Linked DNA regions of Mus musculus: region 2 is linked to region 1. Evidence: chromatin loops called from intact Hi-C (ENCODE). Cell type or tissue: heart. All regions are shown on one strand. Each heading gives the region's core, and the rest is flanking DNA. Links, peaks and the distances in the headings are about the cores only.

Evidence for each region. A loop is a pair of places that touch in the nucleus more often than their neighbours do. Peaks named below come from ENCODE experiments on the same cell type or tissue, not always from the same donor. Only the 100,000 strongest peaks of a DNase experiment are listed, where the experiment ranks them.
Region 2: a loop joins it to region 1, with 2.8 times the contacts of the local background. A loop is called at or near these places in 5 of 42 quality-filtered maps.

What each region holds. Positions count from the first base shown.
Region 1 is chr2:131,564,287-131,569,658 of GRCm38, reverse strand. It overlaps Gm14285 (a long non-coding RNA gene), which reads right to left. Exons shown (of 3, transcript XR_374988.3): 3 at 5,206-5,372. Among named protein-coding and RNA genes, the nearest start is that of Adra1d, 4.5 kb to the right of the region's middle. In heart, for the core only: no CTCF peak of the experiment used is centred there; no DNase peak of the experiment used is centred there; H3K27me3 peaks cover 605 bases.
Region 2 is chr2:131,680,884-131,686,255 of GRCm38, reverse strand. No RefSeq gene overlaps it. Among named protein-coding and RNA genes, the nearest start is that of Gm30986, 57 kb to the left of the region's middle. In heart, for the core only: no CTCF peak of the experiment used is centred there; a DNase peak (open chromatin) is centred at 2,325; H3K27ac peaks cover 1,002 bases.

The DNA of each region.
Region 1 (5,372 bases), core at 1,071-3,570:
CTGCCCTGTCTTCTATGGAGCAGGTGCTCAGTTTGCTGCATAGAATCCAGCCCATGGGCTAAAGCTTGAGTGGACCTGTTAACTGAGCTCCAGGGCTTCTTCCAATGATAAGTTACATCACTATACCCAGACAGACCTACCTATATAGAAGTGGGGTCTCTCCCAAGGAATAGCTTCTTGGAGAAGGCTTGTAGCATGTGGAGCAAAGTTCCACTCCATGAGTAGGTCACTCCCAGGTTAGAATGGGGAACATGGAGCATCTCCTATTCTAACTCCCTGTTGCTACCTCTCCAAGAGCTCCTACTAGGAGAATGGTGTCTCCCCTGTCACAGGGAGATCAGGATCCTGCCTGCACAAGGCCTCCTCAGGCATCTCTGGCAGAAGGTCTGAGCCCCTAGAACATAGACACACAGCTCTTCTCAGTTACACGCAGAGGTGTGCAGTCCCTCCCACTTTCAGGCATTTGTTTGCTTGTTAACTTCTGCTTCTGTCAACTGAGACAACTGGCACTGTCAAAGCACATTCAAGAGCATTAAAAGATAAATGTGTCACATCACTGAAAAGCACTCAAGCCCACTATCTCTAGATAAGTCAACAATGAAATCACAAGACATTATTCTACAGATAAATAAAGATAACAGAAACACGGAGGTAAGGGGTAAATACGATTTTCTACTCTCAATCCCATTGTTGGGCAGGATTTTTATCACCATTTTACAGTGAGTAAACAGAACAGCAAAGCAATCACTAGACAAATCCACGGAGAAAAGGCTCAGGGAGAATTCTAGCAACCCAAGGAAATCACTCGGAGAAGACTAAAGGAGTCCAAGTCACTATCTTTCTCTTTTCTTTTTCTTGGAGAAGTTTAATTTTTTCCTCCCTTTATCCTTCCTTTTACTCCAAGGAATAGTCACTGAGGGAAGTCTTCCTCCCTCCACTGACTTCTCCAGAGACTGAATCTTGGCTCAGGGAAAACGGAAATGGAAAATGGTTTCAGGCCATCTCATTCCTGAACTGCAGTATTTCCATCCCAGCTGACGCTGTCTCATCCTCCATAATTAGGAATGGAGCTCTCCCGGCCTGCCTGGCCTCACCATTTGGTCCCTGATCATTTCCCCTACATGGGTTAGCCATATCCATCTGTATTGGGAAGGCTCCTCCATTAGCATCTGCTGCTCTGTTTAGGAGGCAGAGAACTTGTCAAGTCAGCAAAGCACATCCCTGGAACTCCTGTTCACCGAAATTTACCACAAGGTGTGTTCCTTACCTCTCTCAAACCCCCATCTCACAATGGGGAGTCAACTGCCTTGTGCATCACATTTACTAGGAGTTATGAAGAATCCATGATGTAATGAGAACCATGTTGAAGCATGGAACTAGTGGGCCAGGTATAAGCAGGGTGGTGATTCCCACTGGCATGGATTAGATCCCATCAGGAGAAATCTCTTCATGGCAATAGGTTTAAACAGGGCAAACTGATCCCTCAACCTCTAACTCATTTACAGGGGTAAAGGGCTGGAACCATCAACAGCACATTCCCAAATGACATTTCCCATTGTGCGTGAGTGCGTGCGTGCGTGCGTGCGTGCGTGCGTGTGTGTGTGTGTGTGTGTGTGTGTGTGTACATTGCCCAGCTCATACACAAATCTGTTCTGCCTATAGCTTGGCAGCATAAGCAGGCTGGGTTAGCAAACCTGTTTTCTGTTCCTGAACATGCTGCTAAGCCACTTTTCTTCCTCGCATGTATGTAGTATGTGGAACTGGGGAACTTAGACCAATGTGCTTGGCTCCTAAAATATTTGTGTCATCTTCCATGCTGTGTTTGGACACCAATGTAGACCATCTTTCAGAGAGTTCTGGAGAATTCTATGTCTCTAGCAATGATGGGGTCAGTCACACACTGGAAGCAGTGGATTCTGGGGTCCCAACCAGGTAAGAGATTTGCCAAGACCTGCTCAGCTGGATCCAATCCTACCAGACTTTGAATAAATGAGAATCTTGCTGCACTAGGGCTCTGAAATTGAGGGGTTACACCTATTTCAGGTTTTATGCCCTGCCCCAAGGGATTCTACTGAATCTTCCCACTTTGTCCCATATCCTGCTTCCCAGACTATTTGCTCTTCTGAAGAAAATAAAAGGAAATAAAAGAATGTCTCTTAAGAGCAGAGGAAAACACACAAAGCTGCAAACCAAACTCCCTAAAGGTCCCCAGAACAGTGGACTGCTTGCCAGCTGAAAGCATCAATCTACTGCCCCCTCCAACATTTCCACTATACTGGAGATATGGTAGTTTATTTCTAACTCCATTGACTTTAGTCAAATATCATCAGAAACAACCAAATCATAACTGGAGTCAAGTTTCCTCCAGCTCCTGTTGACATGACTAGAAATGAAGAAGCAACTTAGTATGTCCTCTGCTGCAAAAACAATGTTCTTCAAACCCATCATCTGAGAGGCAGCCGGCCCAGAGCACTGCAGTCTGCTGTCCTTAAGGTTCGAGGAAGGAGGTGCTAAACCCTTATCTCTTCATGCAGGGCTCCTGCTATCTAAAGTATGCATCCAAAGAAAAAAGGATGGAATAATTTAAAGGATCAGTGAAGTGGTTTGAATCTGCTCAGGCAATGGAAGAGGCACTGTTAAGAGGTGTGGCCTTGTGTTGAGGTGGGTGTGGCCTTGTTGGAGGAAGTGTGTCACTGTGTAGGCGGGCTTTGAGGGCTTCTAATGCTCAAGCTCTTCCCCGTGTGGAAGAGAGACCTTCCTCCTGGATGCCTGCAGAAGACAGCCTCCTCCTGGATGCCTGCAGAAGATAGCCTTTTCCTGGATGCCTGCAGAAGACAGCCTCCTCCTGGATGCCTGCAGAAGATAGCCTCCTCCTGGATGCCTGCAGAAGATAGCCTCCTCCTGGATACCTGCAGAAGACAGCCTCCTCCTGGATGCCTGCAGAAGATAGCCTCCTCCTGGATGCCTGCAGAAGATAGCCTCCTCCTGGATACCTGCAGAAGACAGCCTCCTCCTGGATGCCTGCAGAAGATAGCCTCCTCCTGGATGCCTGCAGAAGACAGCCTCCTCCTGGATGCCTGCAGAAGACAGCCTTTTCCTGGATGCCTGCAGAAGACAGCCTCCTCCTGGATACCTGCAGAAGACAGCCTCCTCCTGGATGCCTGAAGAAGATAGCCTCCTCCTGGATGCCTGCAGAAGACAGCCTCCTCCTGGATGCCTGCAGAAGATAGCCTCCTCCGGGTTGTGTGATGAAGATAGCCTCCTCTTAGATGCATGCAGATGAGTTTCCTCCTGACTGCCTTCGGATCAAGATATAGAATTCTCAGCTCCTCCTCCAGCACCATGTTAGCCTTCATGTTGCCATGCTTCCCACCATGATGACAATGGCCATAATGCCTTCTCTATCAACACTGTTGCCATTTGGCATTCTGACTCTGACAGTGACAATCAACCCATACCATCCTCACAGGAGAGGCACTAGTCCAAAACACCTTGTGCTCCACATGACTTCTTATTGAGCTCCTTCAAGTCCTTCTCAGTGGGGACCTGAGTCCAGAACTTGTCAGCCTTGATGGTAATGCCTTGGTGAATCAAGCCATTCCCTTTCGAGTACTTTTTTTTTTCAGTTTCTAACATTCCAAAGGGATCTAATGATGGAGAAAAGGATGCTTACTGACTCAGGAGAGCAGGCTGAGTCTTCTCTGGGTGATGTCCTGTTACATGAAGTAACAGTTCTCCAGTTCTGTCTAGCCTTGAATGAATGAGGCAACAGCCTTGACCTGAGTTTCCTGGGCTTGAGTGTACATGACTAGAAATTACTCCCCATCTTTTTTACACAAGGAAACAACAACGGCCACCTGCAACATACCCAGAGGCACAAACTGACAACTTGCTGATGCTAATAAATACTGACACCTGAAAATGTATCAAATCATATCAGAAACCCCAGACTCACAAGCTTATCAATAAAACTAGATGTAACTCACCTGGGACTATAAAAGAAAGCACACCTAAGACTGAAAGGAAGCAAGCATGCTGATTAGTCACCCTGCCACTCAGCACAAGCCTCATCCAAGAAAACTGTGCAGTACAGGACTCCTGCCTCTGTCCCTGGGCTCCAGCTCCAGAGAACTTTCTCCTGCCCATGACATTCAGCCAGCAAGCCAAACCTCAAATGGCCTGCCATTGGCTCTGAATTGTACAACCTGCACCCACACCTGTAAGTAAGGCTTCTTTTCTGAGTCCCTCCATACATTCTCTTACAACTGTAGTAACTCTCTGCCTCCAGCTTCAGGACAGCTTCTCTGAACCCTGAGGCCTTGTTAACCCTTTCATAGACATTCTGCAGCATGATTATATAAAAAGCAAAAAATGGGACCTGAGAATTAATACTAGTAATTAAGATTGGAATCCAACAACCAGTGATTTGGGGCTTATGAAATAGCTCTGTGGGTAAAGTGCTTTCTGTGTAAACATGAGGACTTGGGTTGGGATCTCCAGTAGCTTCAGAAAATCAGGTGTAGTGTGGTGTGTCCTGAGACCCTAGCCATGGAGTAGCAGAGACATGTGGAGTTTAGAGCTGGCCAGCTTGTCTAGATGATCAGCAGGCTCCAGGTTCAGTGAGAGACCCTGTCTCAAAAAGTAAACTGGAGGCTGTAGAGATGGATCAGCAGTTAAGTGCACTGGTTTGATTTTCAGGACCCACATGTTGGCCTACAACCATCAGTAACTCCAATTCCAAGATATCCAATACCCTCTCCTGACCTCTCTGGGCACTGAATACCCATATAAATAACCCACAGCAAAATACCCATATACATAAAATTAAAATACATTTAATAAAACAAGTTTAAAATAAATAAAATGGAGAAGCTATTAATAAAGTCATCCCAATATCAATCTCTGGCCTCTCACACATACATACACCCATATGTGTGCACACGCGTACAACACACACACACACACACACACACACACATGAGAGAGACAGAGACAGAGAGAGAGAGAGGAGAGAGAGAGAGAGAGAGGAGAGAGAGAGAGAGAGAGAGAGAGAGGGAGAGAGGGAGGGAGAGGGAGAGAGAGAGAGAGAGAGAGAGAGAGAGAGAGAGAGAGAGAGAGAGAGAGAATAAGGAAAGAGAAAGAGAGAGAGAGAACCAGAGACTGGCAATGACCAGTTATCAAGCAAAATCAGCATTATTCAGCAAATTTCAGTCAAGTAAGCTAACATAGCTTGTGATTTTACTGATTATTCCACAAGCCCTGACATATAGAAAGACAAACATGTCTGTTTCTGACATAACATGAACTTCGTCTTCCATCTCAAAGGAAGTCCCTTCTGCTGAACCACAAAGCAGGTTCTCCAGGATCAGGGA
Region 2 (5,372 bases), core at 1,142-3,641, 120 kb before region 1:
TGACAATTGGTGCAGTTTCACTGCTTAGAGAGGTGATGGATGCTTTAGAAGGTGGGGGTCTAACAGAAGTTCATTGAAGGGTGTATCCTATCCCCTGCTGCTTCTCTTTTGCTTCTTGTTGCCTGCCCTAAAGTGAGCTGCTTTGCTCTGACAGATGTTCCCTGCCATGATGTCCAATCTCATGGTCCCAATTCTACGGGACCAGCTGACCACAAACTAGAACGTCAGAACTCGTGAGAAATAATAGATCTAAAACCTTGGGAGCAATAAATCCTTCTCTCAGGTTGATTTTCTCAGGCCTTTGTCTAGAGACCACAGTGAGGCAGCTGAGTTCAGACAGACAGTGAAGTAGGACTGGGGACTGAGAAGCACCTACAGAAGTGCTATTCCGTTTGAGACCCAGAGGCTGGTGGATAGCAATAAGAGGAAGAGGAAAGGAGACTAACTCAGATCTGTTAGGCTTTGCTACATTGATACTCACTGGCCAACATCATGTGCTGCTCTCCCTCACAGGCTATAGCATGGCTTGGGCCTGAGTGATCTTATCTCAGATCAATGGAGACCAATGCTAAGCTCTAGGTTGGTTTGGAGTCTCCTCCAAGGGTTCCATGTAGAGCTAAATGGCTCCACAGACATTCTCTCTCGTGATGGATGACAGAATGAGAAAGGCTAAAACAAACTTGCCATGACCATGCAAGCCCTGCCTGTCACCATCTGTTAACATTCTTCAGCCAACACGCAAGGGACTTAGCCAGAAAACACGTCCAATCTCTTTTGGAGAAGTTCTGGAAAGTTCATTACAGGAACAGGCTGGAAAACTGGAAACAATAATACAATCTACTCCTAGACCAAAGATAAGTCATGGGCAAAGATCCCCAAGTGAGAAGAGAGCTAGGGCAAGGGCCACTGTGATGACAGGGATGATGATAATCTTTCAGAGACAGTGAAAATATCTTTTTTTTTCCTTTTACTTCATTGGACTATCAAACCGAATTCTCAACAAGACATGGAGAAAAAAATGTAAGAAGCCTCCAGGAGCTGCCTTTTCCAACACTACTTTCCTCATTTATTTCTAATGAAATACTAACTCTCTAAGACTCCCTTGCAGCTAAGAATAGTCATGTGATACACTTTTGGCAAATGAGATAAAAGTTTACCTCTAGTAAAGTTTCTGAAGGTTTTGTGGATTGCCTAATAGAAAGAGAAAAACAACTTGATGTTTCTGTATTTTTTTTCTTACTAAACTTTCACCTTGAACACAGATGTGGTGCCTGGAAGCACAGCAGCTATGTTATAGCCATGAGAACAAAGGATATATTTAATAGCAAATTGGAAATACAAAAAGTAACTGATTCTATAACAGCATTTTTAGTATATCCCTACATTCTAAACTGTCTATGTTTAGAAGTGCTCTCATGTGAAAAACATAAGCCTTTAAAAGAATTGTAAGTTGGATTTTCTTTTACTTGTCTTCAGATTAAGTCTATACAAATTGACATGTTCCAATTTATGTTCTAATGACCTGAGTGCCATTTTATAAGAATGACCTTTGTGAGGTAGTGAAGGGCAACACGAGATTACCTGTGAACTATTTAGTGACCTAAGCAGGAGACATAGAACTCTTGGATATAGTGAAGATTGAGATATTAGATATTTGATGATGCTTAAAAGTTGACTTAGGGTGGGGCTGGGGAGGGGGTTTGGTAGGTTAAATGCTTACCACACAAGCATAAGGACCTGCATTTGAATGTCCCCTACCCATGTAAAAAGTTGAACACTGTGATATGCATCTGTAAACCCAGCACTGAGGGGACAGGGACAAGCAGGCTACAGATCTTACTTGCCAGTCACTCTGGCTAACCAGTGAGCTCCAGTTTCATTGAGGAACTCTGTCTCAAAAAATAACAAAGGGCCATAGAAGAAAGACACCTGACATCGACCTCTGACCTCCTCATGCAACTGCACACACACACACACACACACACACACACACACACACACATACAGGCACACCTGTACACACATGTGTATGGACACACAGGTCTCCTGACACACAAATTGGTTTGGAGCTGGAACTCTTCATATGTATACAAGAAAGGGTGATGGTAGAATTACAATCTGTGAACAGACATTTCTGGGAGGTGGGGTGGGGGAAGCCATACCTACATTAAGCATTCTATGAGGCTGATTGACTGATTAAAACCTCAATGCTGGTAGGGAGCTGGAATGTTACATGCCCAAAGCGAAATTATCTTGAGCTATCTTTAGTTCTCTAAATAGCCACTTACTATCCACCTCTGAGCTTGACCCAATGTGCTTGTGACTGTCATCAAAGTTATTTTGGAATACACAAGCTGCCACCAGCCTAGAGGCTACAACTGTTACAGATAACATCTGAGCCCTGTAGCAGAGGTTCCCCTGATTGTACCCACCTACCTGATGTTTCCACCAAGTGAATTTGAAAAGTACCTTTAGTTATTACTTTTTTCTTGTATTACTGTAGAAACTTCCGAAATGGCTAACATATCAAACTGTATTGTTTGAGGTAATCAGAGTTTGTGTTCCCAGGCCATGGTTTGTCATAGTTGACTCCAACATAAACTCTCTCTTATTCCCTTTAAGGTGAGGGCCAGTTGGGTGTTTTGTTTTGTTTTGTTTTGTTTTCATTTTCATCCTAATTTCTGAGGCTGTGAGTTTGATGAATTTACATACTAGAATGTAACACTTACTGAGGCTCCACCTCAGACTCAGATCTGACTGGGCCAACAACTGAACCTTAGTTATTCTGCCTCTTCATAGCAATAGATGGGTAGCTAAGACAGAATGCACCATTCCTTTTTCTATAAGGAGGATATACTGCGAAGGTCTTGAGGAAAGGTCTCAAGTTGGTAACATAGCCAGAAGTTGGGACAATCTCTTTGGTATAGTTTACTAGTTCTGGGGAAGTAGACACAAGCAGTGTAGCTGTACCTTGGCCTTGCACTCTCCAGAGTAAGGCAGAAAATATCCCTTTCCATGTAAGTGTTTTGTAAGCTTACACAGGTAATTGCCTACTGAACCCAAATACATTTATAAGACCTAAATTTGAAAAAAATTTTGAGATGAGATAGAGGGGTCTCACAATCCATGAGACCCAATAAAGGAGAAATGGTGCCGAGGAGCGTATCATCTTCCCACACTGGAGGAGAGGAACCACTGTCGGGGAGCTTAGAGGGCATTCTGAGTTAGAAACTGAACTATGAAAAGGGACCTGACTTGTCTTTGCTATGATATTATTGTAACCAAGGGGCATATTCAGGCAGCGGTATGCCAAAGCCTTGTTCCTAGTACCTGTGGTTACTGTCCCAAGACACAGGAAAAGCTAGACAGTGGGGTTTATACTCTAAATTCTCATCGTCCCTGTGGCCTGGTGCATTTCGCCTTTTCTTTCCCTACAGATTTTGTACTAGAATCACACAAGGAGACATTTACCATACTATGAATGAGCCAGTTCCATTAAAACAGGAAAGGAAAAAAAGTCACCCTTTTTTTCAGGGAAAATTACATGATCCTTGGCTCATGTCCTAAGGGGACTGCCTTTCAGTTTGGGTACTTAGGACTTTGGTTGCCTCTAATAGCTTTAGAATATCTTATTTATGCTTTATGGATGAATGGTTAGCTCTCAATACTTCTTTCTCTTTCCAGGTGGCAGCATGGGAATGTAAGACCATTAAGGCATAGTTGGAATATTTATTATAATGTTATATAATTATACATATTTATTATATTTTTTGTTTTATTTTTATTTTTACTTTTCAACTAATAGTGTTTTGGCTGTCACTGTTCTTAGACATGGGCCCCACTCTGATGGTTCAACATATGTAGTTTCTTTGAAAAATACACCTCAGGCTTCTATCCTTTCATGACCACCAAGTCTCCTGGGAAAAGGGTCCAGACAATGCAGCAATAAAATGCAGAATCTAGGATGTGTTTTGTTTCTGGGGACATGATGCTTACTCCCATCTGGAGTTCGAGCTGAATTGAACTGTTTTACCAAACAGAAAGAAGTGTTAGTCCTTTTGGGAGATGACTGTATTTTGCCAAATCTGGGTTCCTAATTTTGGATTAATGGCAAAATCTTTCTATGAAGCTATCAAGGCCCCAGATTCTGCGTACCTTAACTGGGATGCTCAATTGCAACAATTCTTTAATTAGATGAAGCAGGCTCTCGTGGAAGCCCCAGTATTAGGTGCAACTGCTCTGTAAAAGCCTTTTGTGTTATGTGATATAAAAAACGAACCAAAACACCAAGGCCTGTCTTTATGGTATTGACTCAATGCATTGATTTGGCCCCCAGGAGACTTGATGGTCATGAAAGGATAGAAGTTTAAAATCCAGATGGTATTTTACTTCGAACGTTCCTTGATATGACTGTATATCAAAGTGTCACCTCTACATTGTAAAATGTCTTCTTCTGGAAAACCTAAGCCCCTAGTACCTTTTTCTAGTGCCCTAATGAACAGATAGGGGCTATCCTGATCCCTTAAAGGAGGAAAGAGCTAGTATACCATTAGCATACTATTGTCATTAGCTATTCCCATTCAAATGAAGACAAGTGCCAAGAGTCAGAACACAAAGAACTCTAAAAAGTGCCTCTCTTAATTGTGACACTGTGTACTGCTTAGTAGACTTGGAGACCTGAGAAAGAAGGACACAGGGATTAGCCACTAGCTGATACAGTGGGGTTATGGTCTCATGAACAAGTCTATGATCTGTCTATACCATGAGGAATTCTCCATTTTGGGTTTTGACTGGGCAAGCAGTTTTGACACCACTAGGCATCTCTATATCCCCAAAAGCTGAGTCTAGCTTTGCCAGAATTCCTCAGAGCACTACCGAAGCTAGCTCTGCCATAACTTTAGGGATTTCCATCTGACCCTTGCTTTAAAGGATGACCAGGAACATACTCTAAAATCCAGTCTTCTAATTTTCACAGTGCTATGAGAGTGCAATACTGAAATTAGAGAATTCCTTTTATCCTTACTATCTCCATACATTTGAGGAAAGAATTCTAGAAAACAAAAGGCAAGAAGAGCCAAATAAGTGATCCTGGGATCTGAAAGCAGATTAACTTGTCTAGGGAAACTCGAGGTCTATCAGCAGAAATTGAGCCAGCCTGTTTACCAGCACTTTTGGTCCCATAAAGAAGCCTGATGTTGGGGATTTGCCTTTCCCACTCTGAAGACAAGGACAATCCAAGGATAGGTGGTAGGGTCCTTACATATCAGACATGCCTGCAGGGATGATCTGGTACAGTTTCGTGCAATGACCTGAGCTTTTATACTGGAAGCAGGTCTGGCCCCATCCTTTGCTTTCAGAGATCGCTTATGGGA